Linked DNA regions of Homo sapiens: region 2 is linked to region 1. A link is a loop called in an ENCODE intact Hi-C map of the cell type or tissue named here. Cell type or tissue: endothelial cell of umbilical vein. All regions are shown on one strand. Each heading gives the region's core, and the rest is flanking DNA. Links, peaks and the distances in the headings are about the cores only.

Region 1 (8,326 bases), core at 52-8,051:
CCTATGACATATTAATCTAACCTCTTTCACACATTATTTAATTAAATTTTAGAAACATTTAAGAAATGTGCAAGACCCAGTGTTAAATGCTAAGAAAACAGCACTGAACCAGAAAATTTCTATGAAAAGTGTGCTAAATGTATTAATGTTAATGTCTTCAACAACATGATTATCATGATGCCCATTCTGCAGATGAGCAAACTGAGGCTGCAAAAGGTTACGTGACTTGCCCCAGGAATGCTTGGCTTCAAATCCAAAGATCACATACATCCCATGACTCCTGGCAATTGTCTAAACTGCACTATCATCTTGACATCACCACACTAGACAGACTAGTCCCCAAAAAAAGGACCAGGCCCTCCCTGTCTATAGTAGGGGAGGGAACAAGGGCAAGAAACACCAGACTTGGGTGCCCAGTCCTGCCTGCACTTACTGTCAGCAACTAAAGCAGGAAAATAGACCCTAACTTCCATTTCCCCTGTTCCTCATCAACCTTCCTCACTCTCCCTCCTCCAGGGACTGTCTCACCACAAGGGGCAGAATTGATTCCTGCCTACCCAGGTCCAGGTGAGGGTCCCTGGAAGCTGCCATCCCCAACATCCAAGTACTGTATCTCCTTCCCTAGTCCCTTATCACTTGGAATTCCACCATTAGTAACTTTCAGGTGTGGGAACGCCAGCCAGCACACACATACTCTGGAAGGGGGAATCGATCCCTAACTCCACACATAGCAGCCTTGCCTACCTGCCCCAGAGCTGCCTGCATTTATGAGCTAAGCTCCGCACCAGGATGACTGGGAAGAGCTTGATGGGGGTACAGACACTTTAGAGTAACTACTGTGGTAAGTTTAGACAGGTAGCATGCCAAAGGAAGCATATTCCCAGCAGGTGTGGAGGGCTAGAGTCACCCAGAAACAGCATCAGGAGAGAGAAGGAATGAGGAAAGCATAATATTGCCAACTGACCCTCCTAGCTCCTCAGTAACATTAATAAATAAATGAATGACTTGGAAATTATCCTCTGGGCTGACAGAACCACATCCTCTATATCACTTTTACCAACATTAAAACAGCCCTGTAAATGAAGCAGCAGCATTTCCAGTGTGCAAAATGAAAATGCTTTTGCCGGCACACCTTTCACCTGGAAAGCGCTCCAAGCAGCATGTGTTTGTTACCCAGGAGAAATGATCACCTGTCCTTGGTGCTTACTGCCAAAGCTTCTGAAGAAGAAATGAGTGTCTGAGGGACCCAGAGACTGTGGAGACCAGCTGGCAACCTCCCCTGAGGCCGTTTCAGAAGAATAAGTCCGAAGGCTCAAGCCTGTCCTACAGCCCCCAGCCCCCAGAGCCCAGCTGTGCCAACCAAGCACTGCCTGGCCTGACCCCAGCCTCACAACCAGATAGCAACCCTCAATCCCAACCAGCCAGGTTCGGCATCCCCACCCCTGAAACCGACTCCTTTTCCAGGGAGCCAAAAAAATCCCAGCACAGAACCAACTGGTTTCCAACCTCCAGATGAGAGAATTCCAGCGCAAAAAAACCACCTCCCCAACACAGCAGCTTGCGGAGCACGCAGACAGCATTCAACAAAGCCTCTTCAGCAGCCATATAAACCAGATAGATTCATCCAAAGTCAGAACTCAAGTGGCCGCCCCAGAGTGCCCTGTGCCGCTCATCTACACGGGAAGGCCATGGGGACCAGGACTCCCGCTCGACACCCTAGAAGCCCCCACCGTCCTTCCCACTCGTGTCCCACCCACTCACTGAGGCTAGCGTCTTGGCACTTACCCTCTCCCCAGCCAGAGGCATGGCAGCCAGTGGGGGTCCCATGGAGCCAGGACACAACCCTTCCTTGCTGCTAAACCAAGCCAAAGACAGCCCATCCTGCCCTCCCAGCCTTCAACATCACAACCACACCACATCAGAGCAGGGAGAGGCACTGCTCCACTCATCCAGGTTTGGCCATGAGCTGGGGGGCGGGCGGGGTCACCATAGTTGTTTTTACTCACTGAACTCCAAATAGGATGACTCCAGGGACAGCCCCAGAGAAATTTCTGCCCATCCATCCCAGCAGCAGCCGACGAATCTGTTCCTAAGCAAAGCAGCAAATCAGGAGACCCCAGTCCTGGGAAAGCCTATTTCAGCTCCAAGGCTGGGTAGAGAGATTTCAAACCCAGTCTTTCTGCCTGTCCATGGGAAATCTAGGCTCCCTTCCTGTGCCAGAGAGGCCACCAAGCCATATTTTGTTTATAGAAAATTAATAAGACAATTCCACACCGCTGCCAGTGACATTCTGCTCCAACCGCTACCGTTTCCTACTGTTTCCAGAAACAGGCTTGTAGTTTCACTCCCAACCCCCACTCTGCGCCCCTTCAGCATGTGGCAAGGCTGACCTGAGGCCAAGTGGGGCAGGACCCGCACGAGGTCGTCTTGGCCATGCCCCGACCTCTGGCTAGGGTGGCCAGCCAGCACTTGCCGGCTTCTAGGTACAGGCTTCCCGCTGTAAGGAGGTAAACATGACATGCATGCCGCCTGCTCCCGGGAGAGCAGACACACTCAGAAGCCGGACTGCCTGTTGTCTCTCCTGCTCCCCGGACAACCACCACATGCACACAAAACGGGGTACGTACACAAGCCCCCGCATGCGGGTGCAGAGGGTCCTGACCCCCGCCAAGGAAAGCGCGGAGAAGGGCATGTTCCTGGGGAAGACAGCCGAAGGCAGGGGCCCGGTGGAGGGAGGAAGGCAGCAAACCGGGTGGCCTGCCGCCCAGACAATAACAAAGATGGGAAGCGAGATTTTCAAAGACGCAGTGACTGCACCCAGCGCTGAGCTCTGGCCTGGCTGCATCTTCCTGCCAGGGCACGCCTGGTCCCCTGGGGCACCAGGGCCATCAGAGAAAGGCTGAGGGTCCCGCCTCAGGCTGGGCTTGGCAGCTGGGGCAGGAAACCAGCTGCAGGCAGTGGTGAGGATGCACTGGAGAGCGCGGCTCTGGGACGATGGAAATTAAACGTCTAGCCATTCTACTGGGAGGTGGAAGTGTTACTCTCCAGGAAGATGCTAGGGGTCAGTTAAACAGTCACTCAACCTTGGGCAGGAGTTGGGCTGTAACTTGTACTCCTCTGCCCGCTAGAACCAAGGGGGAGGGGAGAGACATTTTCATGCTACCTACGCCTCCCCTACAGGGAGTGCCAACACGGACACAGCCCTACGAAGGCAGATGCCAGTGGTCTGAGACGTTCGGGCTGAATGCTGAAAAGGCTCCTCGGTGCCTGCCCGTACTTTCACCTCCACAGGCTGGGCAGGGACATGTTCTAACTGGCACTGGAATCCATCACCATGCCTGTGCCTAAGTGGAAAGGTGCCTGTGGCTGGCACCACTCGAGGAGGACCTGGGCCCTGAGAGGCTGTGTCCGCCCAGTGCCCCCTGGAGGACAGGATGGCTTGCCCTTGCGAGCTGAAGCCTGCTCCCTGGCCAGCGTCTCCCGGCAGGTTGAACCACCTCCTCCTCCCTCTCCCCTTCTGCCCCACCAGCCACCTCCCCGCGGAATTTCCACACCTGCTCCCGGCTGGCCCAGGAGAAGGAAACAGAAAGCAGGAGACACCCCTGAGAGTGGAGAGGTGAGGGAAGGAGAGAAGCAGCTGCCTAGGCTGGAGAGGAGATGGCCCTGGCTCCCCAGCCTCAGGCTGTGCCCCCAGCTCAGGGCCTGGGCACTGCCCGCTCTGCTAGCGCCAGCCCCCAGTGGAGCACGCGCCCTACTTAGAGCAGATGTGCCCCCTAAGTGGCCCAGCCCCCTGCTCCTCCCCTCCAGATGTTCACCCTTCCCCTCACCACGGGCAGCGCCCGGTCTCGGCCAAACCCGGCCGAAAATGCCTTTTGTATCTGATACCCAGGGGCTCCCAAGGCAGGGGGATGGGTCCTGGCGGCAGAGGCCCCACTTCCGTCCCCGGTTCGGGCACCGCACGGCCCGGGAAACAATGCCCACCTCGGACAGGCGAGGCAGGACTTCCCTGCGAGGGGACTTCGCGCCCGGCCTCGCCCGGGCCGCCGCGGGCACCCTCTGCTCTCCTCTCTTCTACTCACCTAACCCCGGAGGGAGGCACAGGGTCCTCCCCTCGGGCCCCCTAGTCCGGCCGAGGTGGCCCCATAAGTTCCCGGCGGGCGGCGTGGGGTCCCCCCACCGCCGTGTGGCTCGCCCCGGGCCGGGCTCGCGCTTTGTCCCCGCGTCCTCAGGGGCGCAGCCCGGGGCGGCGGCGCGGGGGACCGGGCGGCGGCGGCGGGCTCACCTCTCATTGTCCGCGGCGGCGGCGGCGGCGCTCCGGAACCCCGGCAGGATGTGGCGGAAGCTGTGGTTGCGGTCCAGCTTGGGCTGGCTCTTGGTGCGCTTGATGGAGCCCTTGAGGCGGCGGCTGAGGAAGCCCTGCGCACGGGGGGACAAGAGGGGGAAGGGGAGGCGGGGTTAGCGCGGCGGCGGCGGGCCGGGACCCGCGCGGGACCCGCACCCTTGCTGGGCGGCCGCGCGGCCGAGGGCGGGCCGGGCTCGGGCTCGGCCCCAGCAGCTCGCGGCCCGCGCCGCCCGCCCGCCGACCGAGCGCCGACGGCCCGGCCCGCGCAGCGCGGCCCAGCCCACCCCGCCCGCCACGTCGCCCCCGCCCCCTAAGCCGCTGTTGCCTTGGCGACGCCGAGCCGAGCCGCGCCGACCGCGGCCGAGGCTGCCCGAGCCCCCCGGGCGCCGGGGCGAGGGGGAGTACCGGGACGAGGGGGCGGGGCTGCGGAGGGGCGGAGACCCCCGGGGACCGCCAGGGCCGGCCGCCCCGCTCACCTCCCTGCCGCCTCCGAGCTTGTCCTCCCCGTGCGAGGTCACACCCCCCACACCCACCTGGAGGAATCCACGCCCCCCCACCCCGTCGGGGATTGACAAAGCGCCTTCCTCCGCTGCGAGGTCGCTGCTCTCCAGCCCTCGGTGGTACCGATGAGAGCGGGCGCGTGGTCGGCTGAGGCGCCGGCTGGCCTGCGCCTGGCAGTGCCCTGGCCACTTAGACCCCGATTCCGGGCGACTTTCCTTCCCAGAGCGGCAGTAGCTTGATGTCAGGGTGGGGCCCCTCCCCGGAACCGTTGTATGTACCCCAGCAAGGACAACCACCTTGCGGGACGGGATCCCTAGTGCTCAGCTCAGGGAGGGGCCCGAGGGGCTGAAGGGTTTGCTGAGTATCCCCATTAAAAGCTTCAAGATTTGGGGAACCTTATTCACGCCATTTATCCACCTAACAGGTTGCACTGACTGAAAACAGAGCTTAATCCCCCACCTCCCCCATCCCAAGAGCTCCTGGTCTAATGGCAGAGACAGAGGAGACAGGCGTTCAATACACACAGGTCAAACCAATCTTCCCTTTACAGGTGACGGGATAGATGTGGGGGCCCCAGGGGACACAGCCTGTGTCCTGCCGGGCTTGGAAACTACAGGCAGCTTGAGGGAGAGGAAAACTGGAGGAGGGGGAGTCCTCTAAAGAGGGGGGTGTTCTGGGGGCTCACCCACCCCAGTCTCAATTCCAGGTGGCAAGTGGGATATTAATTTAATTTGAGGTTAATGTACATAATCCAAATACCACATTCCATCCATCACAAAATAAAGGGTCAGTTTGGCAGCCCTCTCTGTGTTCAAGAGGAGCAGTGGATGTTTGGCACAGGCCCTGGGCTGTATCTGTCCATCTTCAACATGACAAGGTCAAACATGGGCTGTACAAGTCATCTCATGTCACCCGCACAGACAGAAAATGACAGAAAAACATTTGCTGCAAATGAAGAAGCTTGCTCAGACAGGTAAAGTGACTTACCCAAGGACACCCAGCTTCCGGGCCTGGCTAATTCAAGAGCTTTCAAGATTTCCCTTTTCCTATCTTTCTCCTTCTGCCTTTTCCTCCTTCCTCAGCCATTCATATCCACAGGAGACATACCCCTGTGGCCACCTGTTGGGATTCTGCGTGTCCTTCAAGGCCCAGCTGAAATGATACCTCACCAGAAGGCCATCCCAGGCAGTGGAGTCCAAATGCCTCTCACCTCTGCAGCCTGGAATTATCCATCAGGGTATTCTAATCAGCCGCCACAAATATCTCTTAGGTATTAGGGGCTGCAGGAGGGACCCTTCTCCAGAGGCATGACCCATAGACAAGGCAATGCTTAATGCAGAGGGACCCCAAACGGTGGCAGGTCAGGAGAGCACTAGGCTCTCCAGGACACATGGCATGGAGGCAGAGGCCTGCACCTCTGCGTGAGCTCTGAGCTCTCCCAAACTCTGCCTCTTGCCAGCTATAGGAGAGGGGGCTGCACCTGGCTAATTTGGATGGGTTCTCTTCTCCCAGGGGTTGTGGTCAAGCAAGTTATCCCAATGGGCTTGTACCTTTTCTTGGTTTTTATTTTCTACACTGATGAAAATTTCACAATTTTTGCAATCTTGAGGTATGAAGAACAAAGAAGCATGTTTCACAATTTATGTAGCTCATTCTGGAGCAATATTGATGGCTTTATCCTATTTCTGAGTTTAAACAAAAAAGTTTTCTCCCGTCTAGGAGGTTTGATGCACATGTGCCACTTCCTCTTCCCCACTCCACCCCCTGTGACTCTACTTAATGTTCCTCTGACAAGCAGCCTCCTCCTTAAAGCCTACTCAGAATGGTAACTCCCCCACCCAAACTGACAATGACCTTGGGGACTCCTAATACCCTGTCATATTCACTCTTTCACCTTAATGAGAGCCATTATGTGCTAGACACAGTGGCCAAGATAGCCATGAACATTATGGAGTGAGCAGTATATGGATATTCAAGAGGTCAGGGAGCTCAGATCATGGGAAAAGAGATTCTTCCAGGGAACAGAGAGTGTTCCCGTTGACCCACCCACCGATCACATCACACATCCACCTAGAGACCTGTGTCCCCCAGAGAACTCAGCTCAGGACCCTGCATATGACAGACTTAACAAATACTCATCATCTTGGAAAGCCACTGCCAGAAGGGGACTCAGATGCAAAGGCTGTATTACAGGGTGACTGGGGACCAGAGTAGGGAAGGCCCTTCCCCAAGATCACAAAGCAAGGTTAATCAAGGACCGTGGACTCCAGTCCTCTGCTCTGCTCTGCCCAGCCACACAGCTTGTTGCTCTCCTTCATGGGGGTGGAGGGCCAAGGGCGTCCTCTCCCTCTTCGCCAGATGAAGGGAGGCAAACCTTTTCTGCTGTCCCTTCAGAGGCAGCTCCTGGGACTTGATTTCTGGAGGCAGCTACAGCCCCTAACTTGGGAAGAGGGGCTGACTGGTCTTCAAGTCAGAAACTCTTATTCTAGACCCAAGACAACCTTTAATTGAGGGGCAGTGGGCAAATCATTCAGTCAAACAGGGTTCTTGATACCCACTTTCCGGGACCGCAGTGGAGCCCACTGACAGCCCAGTGGCTAAGAACCAAGTCAAACCCAGCTCCACAGACCCCTCACTGCAAGAGAAGACAGCTAAGGCCCCTTGCCTCTCTCTGAAGTGGGTGGGGGGCTGCAGTGAGGATTAAATTGGCAGATAAAAGTGGATAAAGTTGCCAGGCATGGTGGCTCACGCCTGTAATCCCAGCACTTTGGGAGGCTGAGGCGGGTGGATCACCTGAGGTCAGGAGTTCAAGACCAGCCTGGCCAAGATGGCAAAACCCCGTCTCTACTAAAAATACAAAAATTAGCCGGGCGTGGTGGCACGAGCCTGTAATCCCAGCTACTCGGGAGGCTGAGGCAGGAGAATTGCATGAACCCAGGAGGTGGAGGCTGCAGTGAGCCAAGTTTGGCCACTGCACTTCGGCCTGGGCAACAAAACAAGATTCCATCTCAAAAAAACAAAAAACAAAAACAAAAACGAAAAACTGATAAAGCTCTAGGCTCAGAGTGTAGCCGACAGTAAGTGCTCAACAAAAGCCATGTGCAATTCCCATATACATGTACAGGACTGTTAAAAACACTCCGTTTGTAGTGACATGTGTCGGGCCTAGCTCATCTGCAAAGATTATAGGTGGTCCCCATAATCACTCCCTTGCCTAGGGACAGACTATGACCCCCTAGCCACACCCACTAAGGCCTGGCTGTATCCCACTTCTCCTGCAGATGGCGCTGGACCACAGGAGCCCACGCTTGCTGACCATTCCCACTGGGCAGCTCTAGCCCCCTCACATCGCTTGGCCTCAAATCTTCATTCAGACAAGCTGTGGGCCGATTACTGGACCTCTCTGAACCTCAGTGTCCCTATGTGTAAAATAAACTGATGATGATACCTACTTTATGGGACCTGGGAAGGATGAAATGAGGT
Region 2 (8,326 bases), core at 315-8,314, 140 kb before region 1:
GGCCTCACAGAATGAGTTAGGAAGTGTTTTCTCTGCTTCTGTATTCTGAAAGAGATTGTAGAGAATTTGTATCATTTCCTTCTTAAACGTTTGTTAGAACTCACCAAATGAAGCTAGCTGGCATGGTGCTTTCTTTTTTGAAAAGTTATTGATTATTCATCTAATTTCTTTAATAGATAAAGGCCTATTCAGATTATCTGTTTATTCTCGTGTGAGTTTTCATAAATTATTTCTTTCAAGGAATGGATCTATTTTATCTAATCAAATTTGTAGACATAGACTTATTTGTAATATTTCTTTATTTTCCTTTTAATATCCATGGGATAAGTAGTGATAGTGATGATCCCTCTTTCATTTCTGATATTAGTAATTTGTAATTACTAATTAGTAATCTAATAACCTTTTCTCTTTCTCTGTTGTTGCTTTTTTTGTTTGCTTTTGTTTGTTTGTTTTTGGTTAGCTGGGCTAGAGATTTATCAATTTTATTGATCTTAAGGCTTTTCAAAGAACCAGCTTTTGGTTTTATAGATTTTCTCTATTGCTTTCTTCCTATTTTTAATTCATTAATTTGTGTTCTGATTTTTTTTTTTTTTTTTTTTTTGAGACGGAGTCTCGCAGTCTCCCAGGCTGGAGTGCAGTGGTGCGATCTCGCCTCACGGCAAGCTCCGCCTCCCGGGTTCACGCCATTCTTCTGCCTCAGCCTCCCGAGTAGCTGGGACTATAGGCGCCAGCCACCACGCCTGGCTAATTTTTTGTATTTTTAGTAGAGATGGGGTTTCACCTTGTTAGCCAGGATGGCCTTGATCTCTTGACCTCGTGATCCGCCCGCCTCGGCCTCCCAAAGTGCTGGGATTACAGGCGTGAGCCACCGGGCCCGGCCTTGTGTTCTGATTTTTATTATTTCTTTCTTTCTGTTTGTTTTGGATTAAATTTACTTTTTTCCTAGTTTCCTAAAATGGAAGCTTATTGATTTTAGATCTTTCTTCTTGTCTAATCTATTGCTATAAATTGTTCTTCTAAGCACTAATATCACTGGATCCCACAAATTTCAATAATTTATATTTTAATCTTCGCCTAGTTTAAAATATTTTTAAATATCTTTTGAGATTTTTTTGGACCTATATGTTGTTTAGACATGTGCTACTTATTCTCCAAATATCTGGGGACTTCTCAACCGTCTTTCTGTTATTGATTTTTAGTTTAATTCTATTGTGGCCTGAGAGAATTTTTTGTATGATCTCTATTCTTTTAAATGTGTTAAAAAGGTGTGTTTTGTGGTCTAGAATGTAGTCTGTCTTGGTGAATATTTCATTTGAACTGGGAAGAATGTATATTCTACTCTTGTTGGATAAAGTATTGTATACATGTCAATTAGACATAGTTGATTGATGGTGCTGCTATGTTCAACTATACCCTTACCAATTTTCTGCCTGCTGGATCTGTCAGTTACTGATAGAGGGGTGTTGAAGTCTCCACCTATAATAGTAGATTTATCTATTTTTCTTTGTAGTTCTATCAGTTTTGTCTCACATATTTTGACACTCCATTGTTAGGTGCATACATGTTAAGGATTATTATGTCTCCTTGGAGAATTGTCCCTTTATCATTATTACTCACCTTTATCCCTGATAATTTTCCCTGTTCTGCAGTCTGCTTTGTCTGAAATTAATATAGCTACTGTAACTTTCTTTTAGTTAGGGTTATCATGATATATCTTCCTCCAACCCTTTGCTTTTTTATCTATCTTTTTTTTGTTGTTTTTACATTTAAAGTGTGTTTCTTTTTATCTTTAAGCTGTGTTTCAGTTGGGTCTCGTTTTTTAATCCTCTCAACAGTCTCTGTCCTTTAATTTATTTAAACCATTCACATTTAAAATACTTATTGATATAGTTGGATTGATACCTATCAATGTTTGTAACAGCTTGCTATTCACTGACTTGTTCTTTGTTTCTGTTTTTACTTCTCTTTTCTGCCTTTTCTGGTTTTAATAGAGAATTTTGTATAATTCCACTTTATCTCCTCTTTTAGCTTAGCAATTATACTCCTTTTTAAAAATAGTCATTATCCTAGAGTTTACAATTAGTTTCCAGCTAATAAGTCCATTTTCAAATAACACTATACCCCTTTAACAGATAGTGCAGGTACTTTATAACAGAGAACTTCTGATTTCTCTTTTCCATGCCTTATAACATTGCTGTTATTCATTTCACTTATCCCCAAGCTATAATCACCCAATGCAGTGTTGCTATTATTACTTTGAACAATTATCTATTAGATCAATTAAAATTAAGAAAAAACATTTTATTGTATCTTCTATTATTTATTCTCTAATGCTCTTCCTTTCTTTATGTAGATCTGAGTCTCTGGCCCATATCATTTTTCTGTTCTCTGAAATTTGTTTTTAAATATTTGTTACAAAGCAAGTCTATTGGCAACAGATCCCTTCAGTTTTTGTTTGTCTGAGAGTGTATTTCTCCTTCATTTCTGGAGGATAATTTCACTCCATACAGAATTCTAGGTTGGTGGGGTTTCTTTTTCTAATACTTTAAGTATTTCACTCCACTCTCTTCTTGCTTGCATGGTTTTAGGTGAGATGGCTGGTGTAATTCTTGTCCTTAAGGCATTATATATACCTTACCTAAGGCATATATACCTTACCTGTATAGGTAAGGTATTATTTTTCCTCTCTGGCTTCTTTCAAGATTTTCTCTTTGTCTCTGGTTTTCTACAGTTTAAATATGATTTTCTCTAGGTGTAGATTTTTGTTATTTGTCCTGCACGGTTTTCTGTGAGCTTTCTAGATCTGTGGTTTTGGTGTCTGTCTGTAATTTTGGAAAATTCTCAAATATTACGGCTTCAAATCTATCTTCTGCTCCCTTCATTCTTCTCCTTCCGATATTCTCATAACATATATTTTGTACTTTTTGTCATTGTCCCACTGTTCCTGGATAGTCTCCTTTTTTTCAGTATTTTTTTTCTTTAATTCATTGTTTCAGTTTAGGACATTCCTATTGACATATCTTCAAGCTCACTGATTCTTTCTTTGACTGTATCCAATCTGCTGATGGGCCCATTGAGAGCCTTCTTCATTTCTGTTATAATGTTTTTTATTTCTAGCATTTCTTTTGGATTCTTAGAGTTTCCATTTCTCCTTACATTTTCCATCTGTTCTTGAATGTTGCCTACTTTTTCCATTAGAGACTTTAACATATTAATCATTATTTTGTATTCTCCATTGGATAATTCCAACATCTGTGTCATACTTGAGTTTGTTTCTCATGCTTGCTTTGTCTCTTTGCACTGTATATTTTCCTGCCTTTTAGCAGGTCTTGTAATGTTTTGTTGAAAGCCAGCCATGAAGTACCTGATAATAGGAACCAAGGTAATCAGGCTTTCAGTGTGAGGTTTTATATTTATCTTTCTAGGAGCTGGGCTGTGTTTAATGTTTGCTGTAGTCATAGGTGCCAGAAGCTTCGGTTTCCTCCAATTGTTTTTTTTGTTTTGTTTTTTTTTCTCTCCCTATTGCCTTCGTATTTCCTTAAAAACTCCTTAAATGGAATCTTTTTCTTGGATCTCTCTCAATTGGAATCCACTGTTATTGCACTGGAGTGAACCCTGCTGATGTGGTGATAAGGTGCTGGGTAGAGAAACATTTTACAATCTTGAGATTAAATCTGTTCCTAGTGGGCTTGAGTCCATGGGCTGTGACTTTCAGAAGTGCTTCTTAGCCCCTTTTTTCTCCCTTTATGTGTGAAAACTAGAAAGGCTAGAAAAGCTAGAGTTACCTAATTGCCCTTCCCCTAGGTCAGATCAGCCTCTACTAAAGTAGTTTCTGGCTGGGTGTGATGGCTTACACCAAGTAATCCCAGCACTTTGGAAGGCTGAGGCAGGAAGATCATGTGAGTTTAGGAGTTCGAGATCAGCTTACGCCGCACAGTGAGACACCTGTCTCTACAAAAAATTTTAAAAATAGCCAGGTGTGATGTCACACGCCTGTAGTCCCAGCTACTTGGGAGGCTGAGGTAGGAGGATGGCTTGAGCCCAGGAGGTCAAGGCTGCAGTGAGCTGTGGTTGCACCACTGCACTCCAACCTGGGTGACAGGGCAAGACCCTGTCTCTAATAATAATAATAATAACAAAAAATAAGTAAATAAATAATAGTTTCCCGCATTAGCAGGCCTTTGTTATGGAGAGTGCTCTAGGCATATTCCAAAATGGTTACCTCCCCCACCCCTTTCTGAAGCATGAGAAGATTTTCTCTAATCTTTTTCTTGAGAACCTGGTGGGGCTCCTGGAGCCCCACTCACAAAAAGGTGGGAGACCCCCTAAGACTGGCCCCCAGGCGTTTTTAACTCAACCTAGTTAAAGGTTGAGCCTCACACTGTCTCTAGCAACTCATCAATTACGAGTGAAATGTTCTTATCAGCTCCTGGCTCCAGAAGCTTCTGCTCCTGGTAAGCTGAACTCAGCTGTGATTCTCTATATTCACAGGTCTCAATGGTTTTTAGGGTGGTGGCTTGTCCTGTGACCTCAGTACTCATGGATCTTAGAAAAGTCATTGATTTTTCAATTTGTTCAGCTTTTTTTTATTGTTGTAAAGATGGGAGTGACTACTTCTCTCATTTTTTTTTTTAAATAAAGATGGGGGTCTCACTATGTTGCTGAGGCTGGTCTTGAACTACTGCGCTCAAGGGATCCTCCAGCCTCGGCCCCCATAGTGCTGGGATTACAGGTATATGTCACTGTGCCCAGCCAGGAGCAATGACTTCTAAGCTCTTTATGCGTCAGAGCTGAAACTAAAAGTCCTCTGTTAGCATTTCGCACATCTCCCAACAATCCTGAGATTTAAGCTCTGTACTCCAGGTTACAGAGAAGAAAGCTAAGGCTCAGAGAGGTTAAATAATGTGTCCAAGGTCACCCAGCTCGTGAGTGGTAGAGCCATAATTCTTTGTCTTTAGATTCTAATGGTCTTTGAGAAACTGCAGCAATGACCAACATTCCAGAAGTGTTTACCTTTCAGAGATTCTCCGGGGAAATCTGGGCTTACTCATTTAACCCAAGAGAGCAGAGAGAATCTCACAAACCATCTGATCAGTTATTTGTCATCAAAAAATGCCCAGGTTACCCAAGACAGAGACTCATCTGGCCCATAGGAGCCACCTTCAGAATTCATGGGTAACATTTCCTACATATTCACCTTATTCATCTTACTGACATGGAATCATAGTGTTCAAAAGTAGAAGGGGGCCAGGCACACAGTAGCTCATGCCTGTACTTTGGGAGGCCAAGGCAGGAGGATCACTTGAGCCCAGGAGTTTGTGACCAGCCTGGGAAACATAGCGAGACCCTGACTCTACACACACATACACAAAGTTACAAAAACATTAGCCAGGCAGGGTGGCATGCACCTATAATCCTGGTTACTTAGAATGCTGGGGCAGGAGGATTGCTTGAGCCCAGGAACTTGAAGCTGCGGTGAGCTATGATTACATCACTGCACTCCAGTCCTCCAGCCTGGGTGACAGAGAGAGACCACGTGTCTTTTTTTTTTAAAAAAAAGGAGAGGGAGCCCTAAAGATCATCTCTTTCAACCCCCTTGTTTTACATGTGAGGGACTCTGAGACCCTAGCAAAGTATTGGAAGAAGCACCGACTGTCCATTGACTTTCTACATCCCCAGCCTGCTCTTTTTCCAGATGTTTTAAGCAGTAAGTTAGACACATTCCTTTTTGAGATAGTCCACAAATATGTGATGAAATATACCCTGTCCTTTGCCCCCTGAGAGGTGGAAGAAGGCAGGCACATGCTCTCGGGGAGCTCTGCATCTCGCTGGAAGAATTGGGACACTTCCAGTGGTCAGGCATCCATGTCTTCCCTGAAGTCTAGAGAGACGAGTGGTTCTCAACTGGGGACAATTTTAACTCCCAGGGGGACATCTGGCCACGATTTGAGACATTTTTAGTTGTCATACTGGGGGAAGGGAGTTGCTATACTGGCATCTAGTGGGTCAAGCCGACGGCTGCTGCTAGACAACCTGAAATGCACAAGACAGACCCCCACAACAAACAATGGTCTGGCCCAACGATAATAATCATTGGGCTTTTCCCCTTCAGCTTCCTGGGCTGCTGTAACAGTTCTTCGTGCCCCACCACAGCCACACCATGCAGCTGCCACGTGACTCAGGGCAAAGATGTGTCCTCAGCCCGGGAGGCCCCAAGCAGCCTCTAGAGAAAGGGAGCTCACCTCGTCTGTTCCACGAGACCTTACATGACTGAGTGCGTTCTTCTTGGTAGCAGGTGGGAGTCTCTGCCCACACTTCCCCACTGATCACATCTGCGAAGGGAGGAGGAAGCCTTACATAAGCGCAGCCTCAGAGAACCTTCTGTCATTTTGGCAACACAGGGCCTGGAGAAGCCCCTCCCTTCCAAAATCTCATGGGGAGCACGGTTCTGTTCTGAATGGGCGCTGGAGGGTTTGCCTGCTACCTGCAGGATACAGGTACATCTGAGCTCTTTAGCCTTTGAGATTAGACTTGCCAGCCTCATCTCCATCCTCCACAACCACAGCCCCCATTCCCGCCACACTCTTCGCCCACACGTCCTGTGCTGCTTGGGGCCAGCCAACGTGCTTCCATCGTGGGGCCTCTGCTCATGGTGTCTCCTTCCTGTAACATCCCTCCCTGCCTTGATTGCCTGCACAAGGCCCATGGGTGAGACGGTTGTCTGTGAAGCTTCCAGACCCTTCTCCCTGCCCTCCCTGCCAAACAGCCATGCTCTCTCCTTGCTCTGTTGATTCCAGGCACACCTCCCCAGCCGTCATAGCTCGCTGGATCAGAAGTATTTGTAGGTGTCTTATCCCCTTTCCACCTGCTCCCAGTGGAGGCCAAGTGCCTCGTGCCAGTGCCTGATTCATGTTTGGGGCCCAGGGCCTAGCACAGGGAAAGCTTATTGAATAATCAAGCAAGTGAGTGAACAAATAGGTAGATGGGGTCTCACTAGGCTCCTTACTCTCAGAGTGACAACTTCCAGGACCTCATGGTTCCCTATTGGTCACCTGGTGTCTGGACACAGGCCACGTGGCCTCAACTCTGCCTCCTCATTGAAACTGTATGATCAGCTGGGCATGGTGGCTCATGCCTGTAATCCCAGCACTTTGGGAGGCTGAGGCAGGCAGATCACTTAAGGTCAGGAGTTCAAGACCAACCTGGGCAACATGGTGAAACCCCATCTCTACTAAAAATACAAAAAGTAGCCAAGCATGGTGGCAATTGCATATAATCCCAGCTACCTGGAAGGCTGAGGCAGGAGAATCGCTTGAACCTGGTAGGTAGAGGTTGCAGTGAGCCAACATCAAGCCACTATACTCCCTCCAGCCTGAGTGACAAAGCGAGACCCTGTCTCAGAAAAGAAAAAAGAAGCTGTATGATCTTGAACAAGTCACTTGCCCCCTCCAGCCTGTGCATCCATCGGTAGCCAGCTGTCACATCGCAGCGCACTGTGTTCCATGCATCCGAGGATACGTGGTGGTCCCAAGTTGGGGAGGTAATAGATCTTAACCGAGTTCAGGACTGTCCCTAATTCTTCTCTTGCGGTTGCCCTAACTGGCCCCCAGATAGCACTGCTCCTAGGCATGAATACAGTGAAAGAAACATTTTCGTGCACTAATAAAATTACCTTCTGTAAAGAAGGCAATTTGCATGTTAATGTTTTGGGTGATTCGATGCAGCTCCAGTGCCCTCCAGGCTGCAGTTTCTCTCTGACAAAGTGACAAAAATAAACTCCCGCATAAAAGAGCATTTCTCTTCTCTCTCATTTGTGCTCTAACGTGACATTCTTAATGTGAGTCAAGTTGAAACCCACTGCTCTGTCTTATTTTTGACACTGATCTGCCTCCTGTCACCGCTCCAAATGGCAGGCCAGCTTTGAAGAGCTCCTCAGAGGGGTCTCACCTTGAGGATAGGGCTCAGTCCACTTGGTGAGTGGGCACTGCTCTGCCCTGCCCAAGGCTGAGAAGGCTGAGGCTGAGGTCTTCTGGAGATTCTAGAAGGCCCCGCCAGTTAACTGCTGGACAGTCGGGGGGATGGGGAAGAGGGTTGCTGTTGGTGGCTGAGTTAGGGCCAATTTGCCCGTCTTCCAATTTGCCCATCTTTGGATAGAATGGGAATTCTGAGCCGCAGCCCTCCATGAGAATACTCTTTATTCTGCCAGGCTTGGCCCCTCTCATGACTTAAAGACAATCAAGAAAGAAGGCCATGTTTCCAGTGTGTCTTCCATGTGCCAGACACAGGCCCAGCCCCTTATGTCTGTTTTCTATCACTGAGCCCCCCA

Evidence for each region. Hi-C counts contacts between places; a loop is a spot of excess contacts. Peaks named below come from ENCODE experiments on the same cell type or tissue, not always from the same donor. Only the 100,000 strongest peaks of a DNase experiment are listed, where the experiment ranks them.
Region 2: it touches region 1 in a loop (2.1-fold over the local background); 4 of 110 quality-filtered maps call a loop at or near these places.

What each region holds. Positions count from the first base shown.
Region 1 is chr9:121,695,415-121,703,740 of GRCh38, reverse strand. It overlaps DAB2IP (DAB2 interacting protein), which reads right to left. Exons shown (of 16, transcript NM_001395010.1): 3 at 4,283-4,416. Among named protein-coding and RNA genes, the nearest start is that of DAB2IP, 48 kb to the right of the region's middle. RefSeq lists a silencer at 4,195-4,274. In endothelial cell of umbilical vein, for the core only: CTCF peaks have their summits at 531 and 3,418 (motif pointing left); DNase peaks (open chromatin) are centred at 2,590, 2,780, 3,400 and 4,350; H3K4me3 peaks cover 2,347 bases; H3K27ac peaks cover 1,502 bases.
Region 2 is chr9:121,839,483-121,847,808 of GRCh38, reverse strand. The region is part of intron 8 of TTLL11 (tubulin tyrosine ligase like 11); the gene reads left to right. Among named protein-coding and RNA genes, the nearest start is that of DAB2IP, 190 kb to the right of the region's middle. In endothelial cell of umbilical vein, for the core only: no CTCF peak of the experiment used is centred there; a DNase peak (open chromatin) is centred at 3,538; H3K27ac peaks cover 1,140 bases.